2 separate regions of the Homo sapiens genome follow, and region 1 is linked to region 2. Evidence: chromatin loops called from intact Hi-C (ENCODE). Cell type or tissue: heart right ventricle. All regions are shown on one strand. Links, peaks and the distances in the headings refer to the core of each region. The heading gives the core; the rest is flanking DNA. Region 1 overlaps LINC02910 (long intergenic non-protein coding RNA 2910). Region 2 overlaps CDH4 (cadherin 4).

Region 1 (5,372 bases), core at 224-5,223, 1.8 Mb after region 2:
TCAAAGGCAAAGGGGTGCAGGACCAGGCCACATCCTGGCACAGGAGACAATGTCTACACCACAGTCCGTGACACCAATGACCATCCATCCCATAGTGGGTTCTAGGCATCATGCTTCCATAGCAACTCCAGGCCCTCCACCCCAGCCTCATTTCTTGTGACTTTCAATGGGAAACTAGCAGGAGAGAGAATAAATTTTGGTTTTTCATTAAAGAGGACCACAATCAAGGGAATTAAATTGCACTTATTTAAGGCCGTTCTCTCCCAGTCCTGAGGGGAGAGGTAATTTCACAAATTAGCCCAAGAACCCAGAGACTGAGTTAGGTCTGCCGAAGCCAGAGTCCTATTCCCTTCACTGCAGAAGGCTTGGGCCTGCACATTTAAGATGTTTTCTGCCACCCCCAACTCAGAGGACACCCTCCCTCGGGCCTTTTCAAATCCCTCCAATTTTTCTCCAAGCAGCCAGCTCAGTCTTGGGCTCCAAGACCCACCCACGTTCAAAGCAGCAACTTTGGCCAGAAAAAAATGAAAGAAGGGAATTCTCTGTGTGAAATAATGGATTACAGATACAGCCACTCCCCCGTCACTGCCACCACTTTAAAATGAATTTCCAATTGAAAATAGCCATTGGACTATAGATAGCTTGGCGCAGAGATGGCCGGTCAGGCTGTACTCCCAGATGCCTGGGTCAGCAAATTCCAAAGCATCTACTCAGCAGTTCCACATTCTTCCAAGAAAGTTCAGTTCTCTCCCTCCTCTCAGCTCTGGGACCCAGGGGCTAGAGATGAGGGTGGCCACCCCCACCCTGTGTTGATGCCAGGCACCTCTCCCCATGAGGACTCCAGGCACCGAGTTAAGTAAATTAAATAAAACTATTTGAGCTTATTTATGGCTTGTGGGTTTTTCTGGTCAGCCTGACCTCCGTGAGCACCTTCAAAATAAGATTTCTATTAGGGAAGATGACTTCAGCGTTTTAAAATTTTTTCTTGCCCCCAGAGTCATGGTTTTAATTAACAGTATCACCGAGTGGCTCTCCCTGGCAGACAGTGGCGTTGCAGGCCTGTTGAGGCCCGGCGAGGAATGAGCCAAGCAGATTCTGTTTGCGTTAATCCTGCCAGTGCAGAAGCTGCATCCCAGGGTAGAGCGACTACAAAATGAGCTTTCAGGCCACGAGCATCTTCCAGCAGAATCTGGGGGTGTCAAGGCTGCCAGACACAGCAGGCATGCCCGCCTGACCCCACGTTGGACAGGCAGGGCTCATGGCTACCCCAGCTTGCTGCGGGGAAGGCTGCAGAGAATCCCAGCTGCAGCTGGTTCCTGAGAGGCCAGGCAGCACTTCGGCACTGCAGATTCATCGTCTTCTCAGGCACCCAGCGTGAGCGCCAGCCTTGAAAATAATCAGCTGTGGCTCTAATTCATTATAAGCTCCGAGCAGCCCGAGCCTGTGCCATGAGACGGGCCGAGCTCTGCATCCTGGCTTGGTGGAGCCCGTAGATATGACCAGCCTCCTGCTGCAGTGTGGCTGCAAGACGCCTTCCCCACGGCCCTGGGTAGTGTACCTGCTGCCTGACAGCGAGCAGCAAAGCCCTGAGACAGGATTGCCATCAAGCGTTCATGGTGCAGGGTTCTTTGGGGGCATTTATTCTGTCTCTTGTCAATGGCAAGGCGAGGCAGGGATTCATCATGTCAGACCCTGTTCTTCCTGATTTGATTCTGTGTTTGACCTTGCCCAATCATACAAAAATATCCCCCTCTACCAGCAGTTTAGGTCAAGGAAAGTACAGACACCCCTCATTATCCAAATATTGTCAATTCCTGGAAACACTTTGGAGAGCAAATTTCCAGACATCAGGGCTTCACCCCTTTATGTGAACTGGGAAAAAATAATAATACATTCCCAGGCCAACAAAAACAATCCCCAACCAATTTTCCAAATATCTCTTAAGACACTCTTAAACACCTATATAGCAATGTGCTAAGGATGCTTGCACAATGCAAACATTTAGGACTCCTGCTTTTTGATGAGTCTACATTGGATGAACTTCTGGATGGGGATGTTCACATGCAGTATTTAACATCACTGAATGGAGTCAGATTAGAATTATGTTTTCCTTCTACACTGTAAGGGACGTGCATAAAATGTTAACTGCACAAATGAGGTAACAGGTAAAAGACAGAAGCTAGGTTACATCCAGCTTGGGAGGGGCAACACTGGAGCTAGAAACGGCTAGACCCCAAGGAAAGGGAGGGTGGGGAGGAGAGTGACACTGAGGAGCTGCTCTGAACAACCTGGCAGGATCCCCACGGGCAGAGAGCCGAGATGCCCACTGCTGTGCGCCCACCCTCTAGTGGGCACCTCTACGCACTTTCTTATTCTGAGTGAACTTGGGTAAAATGTTAACACATTGTTAAGGCAGATCATTCAGATCAGGAAAAACTGGAGTAGGCGGAGTGATCAGTACTGGGTTTTCCCTCCCAAAAGGTAATTGGACAATGACTGTGTGTGACAGGGACAAATGCATTCGGGCGCTAGAGGTTCAGCCCTCCTCTTCCCCTACCCACTAAAGAAAATGTCATGTTTGCCGTATAGCATGCCTGCCTCATGCTAAAACGTGGAGCAGAAAACAAGGCCAGAGCCGTGAGGGCTGGCTCCAAGGAGCCTCTGGGAAAGAAAAGGGCTCTGGAAAAGCTCTGGAGTGAGACCATGGGAGGGGAGAAATACGGGGTGAAAGAATCGTAGGGAAAGTCATAGAGAGGTTTCTCCTTAAAGGGTTTGGATGAACTCAGGTCATTTTTCCAATTGCTTTGAGTGTCTGCTGCTTCTCTTAGTGGGATGCTAAGAGCAGGGCAGATGGGGCCCCAGAGACGTTGAGGTTATGCTGGGACGTTCAGTTCAGTCTGCTCAGATTTAATTTGGGCAGCAGCATTCACTTTTTAAGGGTGCTACAGGTGCCACCAGAAAGTCTAGTGTTCAAAAGTCTGCTACAAACACAAGGAGGCTGAGTGCCACCTTGTGCCCCTGTCGCAATACCTGGTTACCCGCCCACCCCAACACACCTGCGCTTCCCCAGGACGGCCTCATTCACAATCCCTTCCTCTCTGGTGGTGTTGCAAGCACTCCATCATGAACATGACTCAACTGAGTCTTCTTAGTGTTGAAGAGAAACTAAGCCCAGAGGGAACAGGCAGTTCCCCCAAGCTCCCTCAGGACATGGTGAGTCTGGGATCTGGACCCAGGCAGGCTGGCTGTGCAGCCAGGCCCTTCACTGCAGCTGCCCTTCAAAGAATGCCTGGCTGTGCAAAACAACCCTGAACCACCTCCTGTCACCACTCATGAGGCCTGTCCTGCCCCTGCATGGCTCACACTTGCCAGTCATTGTCAGGACTTACCTGCTAGAATCACACAACCTTGATTCTTGACCTGGTTCTGCTATGAGCCTCGCCCATAACACCCCTCAAATCTATAGACCTCCCCAAGCCCCAGATTCTTCCTTGTCAAACGGGGGTTGTTGTGAAAGACCCATGAGGCAGCACCTGTGTGGAGCGTGTGGTGGCCCAGGGCCCACCTGCGATCACCTGCAGCACAGGTCCCCAGCCTCTGCCTGTGGACCCTCGCTGGCCCCAGGAGCACATGGCCTATGCTGGGCAAACTAGAAGCACCAGGAGTTCATGGCCAGGAGCAGGAAGTGGCAGTCAACACCCAGTTTTCCAGTCCTCCAGAGGGCAATTCTGACACGTGACGCAACATAGTGGCTTAGACACCCCCACTGGAGAAATTGAACCCCAAGGTCCTCAGTGATGGCCTTGTCTGTGGTCACCCTAATCCCCGGCCTTGCTCCCTTCCAGGTTTCAGCCCCACTTCCTCACGGTGCTGCTGGATCACCGTCCATGTTAGCCGCTTGCACCCGAATCCTCAGCTCAGGGTCTGTTTTGGGGCGACCTTATATTAAGAGAGCAGAGTCTGGCACCTAGTAAATACTAAGCCCTCAGCAAAAGGTATGTGTGTGATATAGAGGGAGAAAAGATTCATACATACACATATGTATGCATATGTGTACCAATATGCACTTGTAAATGTGGAAATCTAGATGAATGTACATGTGTTTATCTGTATGTATATATGTGTGCATACAGATATGTGCATGTATGTGTATATCTGCTATTTTTCTATATCCACATATGTGTATGTATGCATATAGATGTGTTCATGCATGTATATATGTGTGTATATCTATATCATTGTGTCATGCATGTGTCGATGTCAGTGCATGTGTGTATATGTACATGAATGCACATGCATAAATGTGTATATATGTGTGTATATATGCATGCATGAGCATATTTAAATATAGATGTGTGTATATGTTTACATAGGTGTATGTGGGCATGTATGTGCATATATGTATAGGCATGTGCATATAGGTGTGTGTTTATACATAGACATGTGAGTATATATGTATATATCTATATGTGTATATATGTATTATACATATATGTAGATGTGGGCATAAGTATTTGTGAGTACATGCATGTGTACTGTATATGTACGCATCTATAAGGATGTACATTTATGTATCTGTAGGTCTATATGTGCATGTGCATGTGAGTGTATGTGTGTACATGTGTATACATAGGTATGTGTGTATATATGAATGTGTGTCTGTATGTGTATTCATCGTGTGTATATGTGTGTCCATGTGTGCATGTGTTCCTGTGTGTGCATATGTGTTCCTGTGTGTGCATATATGTACATACGTGTGTGTCCACAGCTGGGTTGTGAGAGTCACACAGCAGGAAACAGGTGTTCCCTGACTGCGTCCCCAGAACGTATTCTCCGAGGGCCTCTCAATGACTCTCTGCTGGCCTCACTTTCAGGCCCCCACGCTGGGTCTTATCCCACCTCTCCCTGCCCTCGGCTCCTTCTTTGCACAGGTTCCCATTCACCAGAGGCCCCCGGCTTCCTCCCCACACCAGGTTACCTTGGGAAGTGGGAAAGCCGGAAGAGGAGACCTCACAGCAGAGCCTACCAACAGCTGCTCAGTGGCAGGACCCAGGGCGGCTGCAAGGAAATGAAATCCCCTCTCACTTAACAGCCTAATAAGGATTTGAACCTGAGTCTGCCAGGAATTTCAGTTTAACTGCTTTCTCAGATGTGAAGAACATGTCTGGGCTTTCAAGCATGCCCCAGGGAGGAGCCGCGACAGGCTGAAGGGGAGGATGGCGCCTGTTGCTGAGGCTCCACCTGCCTGAGCTTCTCTGTGAGGCCCCGGAAAACAGCACAGGCCTGGCAGGGGAGCTAGATGTGCAGATGAGAGGGGGCAGCCGCCCCAGGAGACCAGCGCTTGTTGCGGGGAAATGATGTCAGCAAGACGC
Region 2 (5,372 bases), core at 127-5,126:
GATTAATTCTAGGTGGAAAGCCGGGATAAAATCCTGCGGCTCAGAGAGGTCCAGCTCTCCGGCCTTGGCTACACAGCAGGCAGGGACCAAGGGTGGGGCCAGGGCTGGGCTTCCTGACTCCAGGGGACCCCCCCTCCGTGAGCATGTGTGTGGATGGGGTGGGGGTGGCCTGGAGGAAGGCCTGTGATGCCAGATCTCCAGGGTCACTCTGTGCTGTCTGGACCTGTCCCTGAGAACTTCACTGCAGGACCCATCGGTGTTAATAGGAGGCTTTGGGGCAGGGTCTGAAGCTTGTGTCCTCTGTGGCCACCAGCTTCTAGCGCAGCAGACCCCATGCTCACCTGCTGGAGGGAGTGCTGAGGGCCGAGGGTCCCCACTCAGCCTCACGTGGGCAGTGCAGCCGCGCTCAGAGCCAGTGAAGGGAAAATAACTTTTAATTAACATTTAGGACTCAGAATCGGATCATGCAAATCCCCTGCATCTCTGTAGCTTCTGCTGATTGTTCTTGATTAGGCTTGGTAAAAATAGCCTGGCGGCATGTGCGGCAGTGTGGCCGGCCTTCGCCATCCTGCTGGCCCCTCTGCCTGCTCCGTCCCACGGTGAGGCATGGACAGTGTCCCGGGGCTCCTGCCTGTCACCCATCTCTAGGAGGACACACCAAGGGCCATCCTAACCCCGAGTATTTACTGACACCCCTTCTCCAGGACCATGCGACCCAGTCACCTGGAAAAGCCACCGCAGGGTGGAGGGAACCCTCCCTGCCAGGGTCATCCGTCCATTGTCCACCCACTAGCATGTCACCCCGCCGGCCTGACCAAAGCAGTGGACTGCAGATCCTCTCCCGGACTGTGTTAGACTGGGAGGTGCCGCAGACACTGGCTGAGAAGCATCTAGACATATCTGCGTACTCCTCAAGAGATGCCGTTCCCCTGCCCCGTGATCTGGGGTCTGGGACCTGCCTGAGGCCCCCTGGAACCAAGGATGGACAATGGCCCATCTCTGGGAGGCGCACGAGGCTGCAGTAGCCTGTGCTTAGCCATTGGAAAAGCACAGAGACGCCTCTCTCTAATAAATGCCATGGGGACCCTCTGCCCCAGTCCCAGGAGGAGGAGCCCCAGGGTGGTGTGGCCGGTCAGCAGTTGCGGCGAGGGTAGCTCAGTGCCAAGGGCTGCTTAGTGCTGGTCAGTGGGGGTGGCTGGTCAGTGCTGGTGGCTAGTCAGTCCTCATGGCTGGTCAGTGTTGGTTAGTGCTGGTCAGTGCTGGTGGCTGGTCATTTCTGGTCAGTGCTGGTAAATGGTGGTGGCTGGTCAGCGCTGGTGGCTGATCAGTGCTGGTCAGTGCTTATGCTGGTCAGTGCTTGTGGCTGGTCCACTAGGTCTAGAAGGGCCTCTGCCTTGGCCTCCCAGAGTCTCGGGATGGGGACCAGAGATGAGGGGTAGGGCTTGCCTCCCAGAGTCTCGGGATGGGGACCAGAGACGAGGGGTAGGGCTTGCAATGGAATGATGGGATTCTCTGAATTTTGGGATTTAGGACCACAATGCCCCTTGTTTATCTTCTGCCCCCCAACGTCTCAGAGAATCAGGCCATCCCCACCTTTCGTTCATGGGGACACAGAGGCAGGAATTCTCCCCTGCAATGTGCTTTAAGTTGCCTTGAGTCAAATGCAGAATTCTGTGGGGGGCTCAGTGTGACTCCCTGGGCTGGCCGTTTTTCAGAGCATGTGCAGGTCAGGGACATCCTGCCGGTTCTCCATCTTCCTTCACAGGGATGCTGGCTCCGAGAAAGGCAGAGACACCTGCTCCACACAATTTGGGTCACCTTCTCCCCTCCCTCCCTGCCATCACTTCCTTTTCTTTCTCGGAGTCAGGGAGGAAGGACAGCTGGGGCTGTCCGGCCAGCTGTGTGGGTGCAGCCCTGCTGCGCTCTTGGGCCTGGACGTTATTATTCTTCAGGGCCCTGGGGTTAGCAGCTGCTTCCCCTATGTCCAGACTCCCCGGCAGCCTGGCCCTGAGCTTTTCCTGACCATTGCTCACTGGCCGGAAGAGAGCAAATAGAGACTGAAGCCAAGAGAGAGAAGCAGGTGTTTTCCAAACCATCTGAACGCCTTCCTGGCCAATTGTATGAGAGCTGTTGCATCCTGGGGCTGCGCCCGGTTAAATGCTCCTCGGGCTCCTGGTTGCCCTGGCCGCTTGCTGCCTGGACTCACTGCCAGGAGCCTGGGGGAGCACCTAGAGCCCCCCTGCCCTGCTGCAGTGGGGCTGAGCTGGCTTCCTTCGCTGTGATCTGCCATCTTCCCACCAGATGGCGTTGTGTGCTCACAGCCACCTCCGCCTGGTGCAGCTGCGCCCCAGGCCTGGGATGCAGGACGCAGGAGGCCCAGATGCGGGACGGCCGCTGTGGCGAGGGGCTCTGGCCTTAGTTGCCTTCTCAGCAAGCCGGCCCACCCACCGGGAGGAGCGTCTCCCTCCTGACCCCATCCCTTCCCCTCTCCCTCTTAGCCTCCCGGAGCCCAGAGTCCTCATCTGTCACTGGGTTGGTCGGGGTTGGCTGGGATCAGAGGCTAGCTCTGCACCCTGGCTGTACCCTGGCCGCACCCTGGCCTCACCCTGGTGCCCGAGGGGCACCTCCACAGATGCAGCTGGTGTGCCACTGTCATTGCTATCATGACTGACACACAGCTCTGCGGGGGCCTAGGCCTGGGGGAGAAGGGGGTGATATGGTGGTAGGAGCAGAGAAGACCCTGAGATCCTGGCATCTCAGGGCCACGGCCACTCTGGGAGCCCTCGCTGACTCTCCCCTCTGCACGTCCCAGCCTGGTGCCTTCGACCTTTCTAGAGGGGCTCCCGGGGCTGGGCCACGTGCCCATGATGTCAGCACTGCCACACGGGGCCCAAAATGACAGCCTGGGGACACCGTGTCACACCCCATGGACCCAGGGAATCACCACAAAGGGTCCTGGTTGGTAAGCAGGGCGACAGCCAAGGCCGGGACCTCCCCAGATCGCTGGGCAGCAGGGAAGTGGGGTCATCAAATGTCTGTCGGCGCAGTGGCCTCTGCAGATTTCAAGGGAAGGGTCCCTCCTGGTGGTGCAGCTGCCCTGCTGGAATCCAGAGGAAGTGGGGGCTGCATGCCTTACAGCCCTGTCTCCACCGTGTTCCCACCAGAGAGAGTTTGGTCCCCTGTGAACTAGGGGCTCGGGGCTCACACTGGACTTTCAACAACATTCAGTGAATGGTCACTCAGGCCCCAGGCAGCCGGTATGGGGCCCAGTCACAACCCCCTTTCTGCCGACAGCAGGCCACAGAGGGTCAGCCAAGTTCCACACACAGGGATGGACCCGCCATGCCAAGGCCCCATCTGGGCATTCCCCAAGCGGGTCCCACACGCAGGCCTTCCAAAGTGGCAGTGACATCAGCCCAGGCAGTACCAGTCAACTCCTCCAGACATCACAGAGATGCCTCCCAGGTGGCAACCGACCTCCGCCGCCGGTCCCCTCCCTGACTGAGCCCCGGCCTCTCTCCTACTGCGCACATCAGGAATCGAGCCACTCCACACAGCAGCCTCCGCTGCCCAGGGCCTTTCTTACACGCTATCTGCCAAGTGCCCGTCAGGCAGAGCCGCAGAGAGAGAGGAGGCTGTGCCGCACGCCAGTGCATTCCTGCCCTGCACGGGCCATGCGTCACTGGGCAGCTTCGAGGGACTCACCGTGCTGGCGGTAAATTCTGGCGGGTTGTCATTCACATCTGTCACCGTGATGATGGCTGTGGCTGTGTTTGAGAGGCCATAGTTGAGATTTCCTTCCATATCTGTGGCCTGAACGATGACTGTGTACTGCTGAACTTTCTGGAAGGGAGACACCAGTTGAGAAAGAACAGAAAATCAGTTTGGGTTTTAATTGACAGGGCACTTATCAAAAGAAATCCGTTTACAGGAACGGAGTTCCTGGAACCGGTTCTCTTTCACTGGGGGCTGTGTGCTGGGCGCAGGGCCCTTTCCAAGCCTCCTGGTTGACACTGCCTGTCGGAGTAAGTTTCTCCTCCCCTTGCCATGCGTTAAGGTGCGGCATGAAGAGGTTTGCCTGTGTTTTCATCTCAGTGGCCCTGCCGTTGATAGGGGCAGATCACGTTTGGTGCCAAGATAGAAGGGAGGAGAACAGGGGAGCCCAGAGGGCACTGGGGTTGCATTCGGTCTAGAAAACCAAGCAGGGACAGTTTGCAAAGGGAGGGATGCCCCACAGACGCGGGTCAGGAGGGACTTCGTTTCTTGAGTGTTTAGCTTGTCCAGCTGAACTACAGGTCAGATATTCAAATGGGAAGAAAAGACAAACCCTTTCCCTTCTCTGTGCAGGTGCGGAGATGCAAGCATGCTTTCTGCTGGAAAAGCAGTCCTGACAGTTTACCGTGCAGGCGCAGGTGTGAGCTTTAAATGGCAAATAAGTCTTGGCAGGATGAATGCATTTTATTAGGCATTGAAGGAGTCTGATGGCCTTTCTCCTCAGGGCCCTTGCTGGGAGTCCATCAGTGCCAAAATCCCTGAGCTGGCAGAGGTGGCTTTTCCACACCTCTGTTCTGACCCAGAGGCCATGAACTTCTGAGGTGACAGCTGAGGACAGGCTTGTGGGCAGCTCCCTGCTGGGACCACAGCCCGCCTCTCACCAGTACCATTAGGGGAGGGGGATTCTGGGGACCAAAGCGAAAAGGGAACCTGTGAAATGCTCTCCAAGTGACTAACAATCCTGAGTCGTGCTTCTCTAAGAGGTTAAGGGAAAAGACCAGCTCCTAGCGGTGTGATTCAGTGAAACGTGCTCAAGTTCCATAAACTGGCTCCGTAAGGAATTACAAACAGCAGATGGTCACCAACCTTTTCTCTTTCCAACCATCACCCATCCATCCATCCATCCATCCACCCAGCCACCCACCCCCACATCCACCATCCCTCTATTCACCCATCCATCCATCCACTCACCCACCCATCCACCATCCCTCTATTCACCCATCCATCCATCCATCCACTCACCCACCCATCCACCATCCCTCTATTCACCCATCCATCCATCCATCCACTCACCCACTCATCCACTATCCCTCTATTCACCCATCCATCCATCTATCCAACCACTCACCAACCCATCCACTATCCCTCTATCTGCCCCACACCCATCGATCCACCCACCTACCCACCCACCCACAATCCCTCTATTCATGCACCCATCCACCATCTCTCTATTCGCCCACCCATCTATCCATCCACCCACCTACCCATCCACCATCCCTCTACTCATCCGCCAATCCGTCTATCCCTCTATTCACCCACCCATCCATTTATCTATCCACTCACCCCTCCATCCACCATCCCTCTATTCACCCATCCAT

The links. Hi-C counts contacts between places; a loop is a spot of excess contacts. Peaks named below come from ENCODE experiments on the same cell type or tissue, not always from the same donor. Only the 100,000 strongest peaks of a DNase experiment are listed, where the experiment ranks them.
Region 1: it touches region 2 in a loop (6-fold over the local background); 32 of 110 quality-filtered maps call a loop at or near these places.

What each region holds. Positions count from the first base shown.
Region 1 is chr20:60,058,593-60,063,964 of GRCh38, reverse strand. It overlaps LINC02910 (long intergenic non-protein coding RNA 2910), which reads right to left. Exons shown (of 4, transcript NR_161293.1): 2 at 4,979-5,058. Among named protein-coding and RNA genes, the nearest start is that of LINC02910, 5.4 kb to the right of the region's middle. RefSeq lists enhancers at 5,260-5,372, 5,216-5,372. In heart right ventricle, for the core only: no CTCF peak of the experiment used is centred there; DNase peaks (open chromatin) are centred at 1,034, 1,454 and 3,164; H3K27ac peaks cover 2,758 bases.
Region 2 is chr20:61,893,381-61,898,752 of GRCh38, reverse strand. It overlaps CDH4 (cadherin 4), which reads right to left. Exons shown (of 16, transcript NM_001794.5): 8 at 3,706-3,843. Among named protein-coding and RNA genes, the nearest start is that of MIR1257, 58 kb to the left of the region's middle. In heart right ventricle, for the core only: CTCF peaks have their summits at 2,091 and 2,291 (motif pointing right); no DNase peak of the experiment used is centred there; H3K27me3 peaks cover 2,448 bases.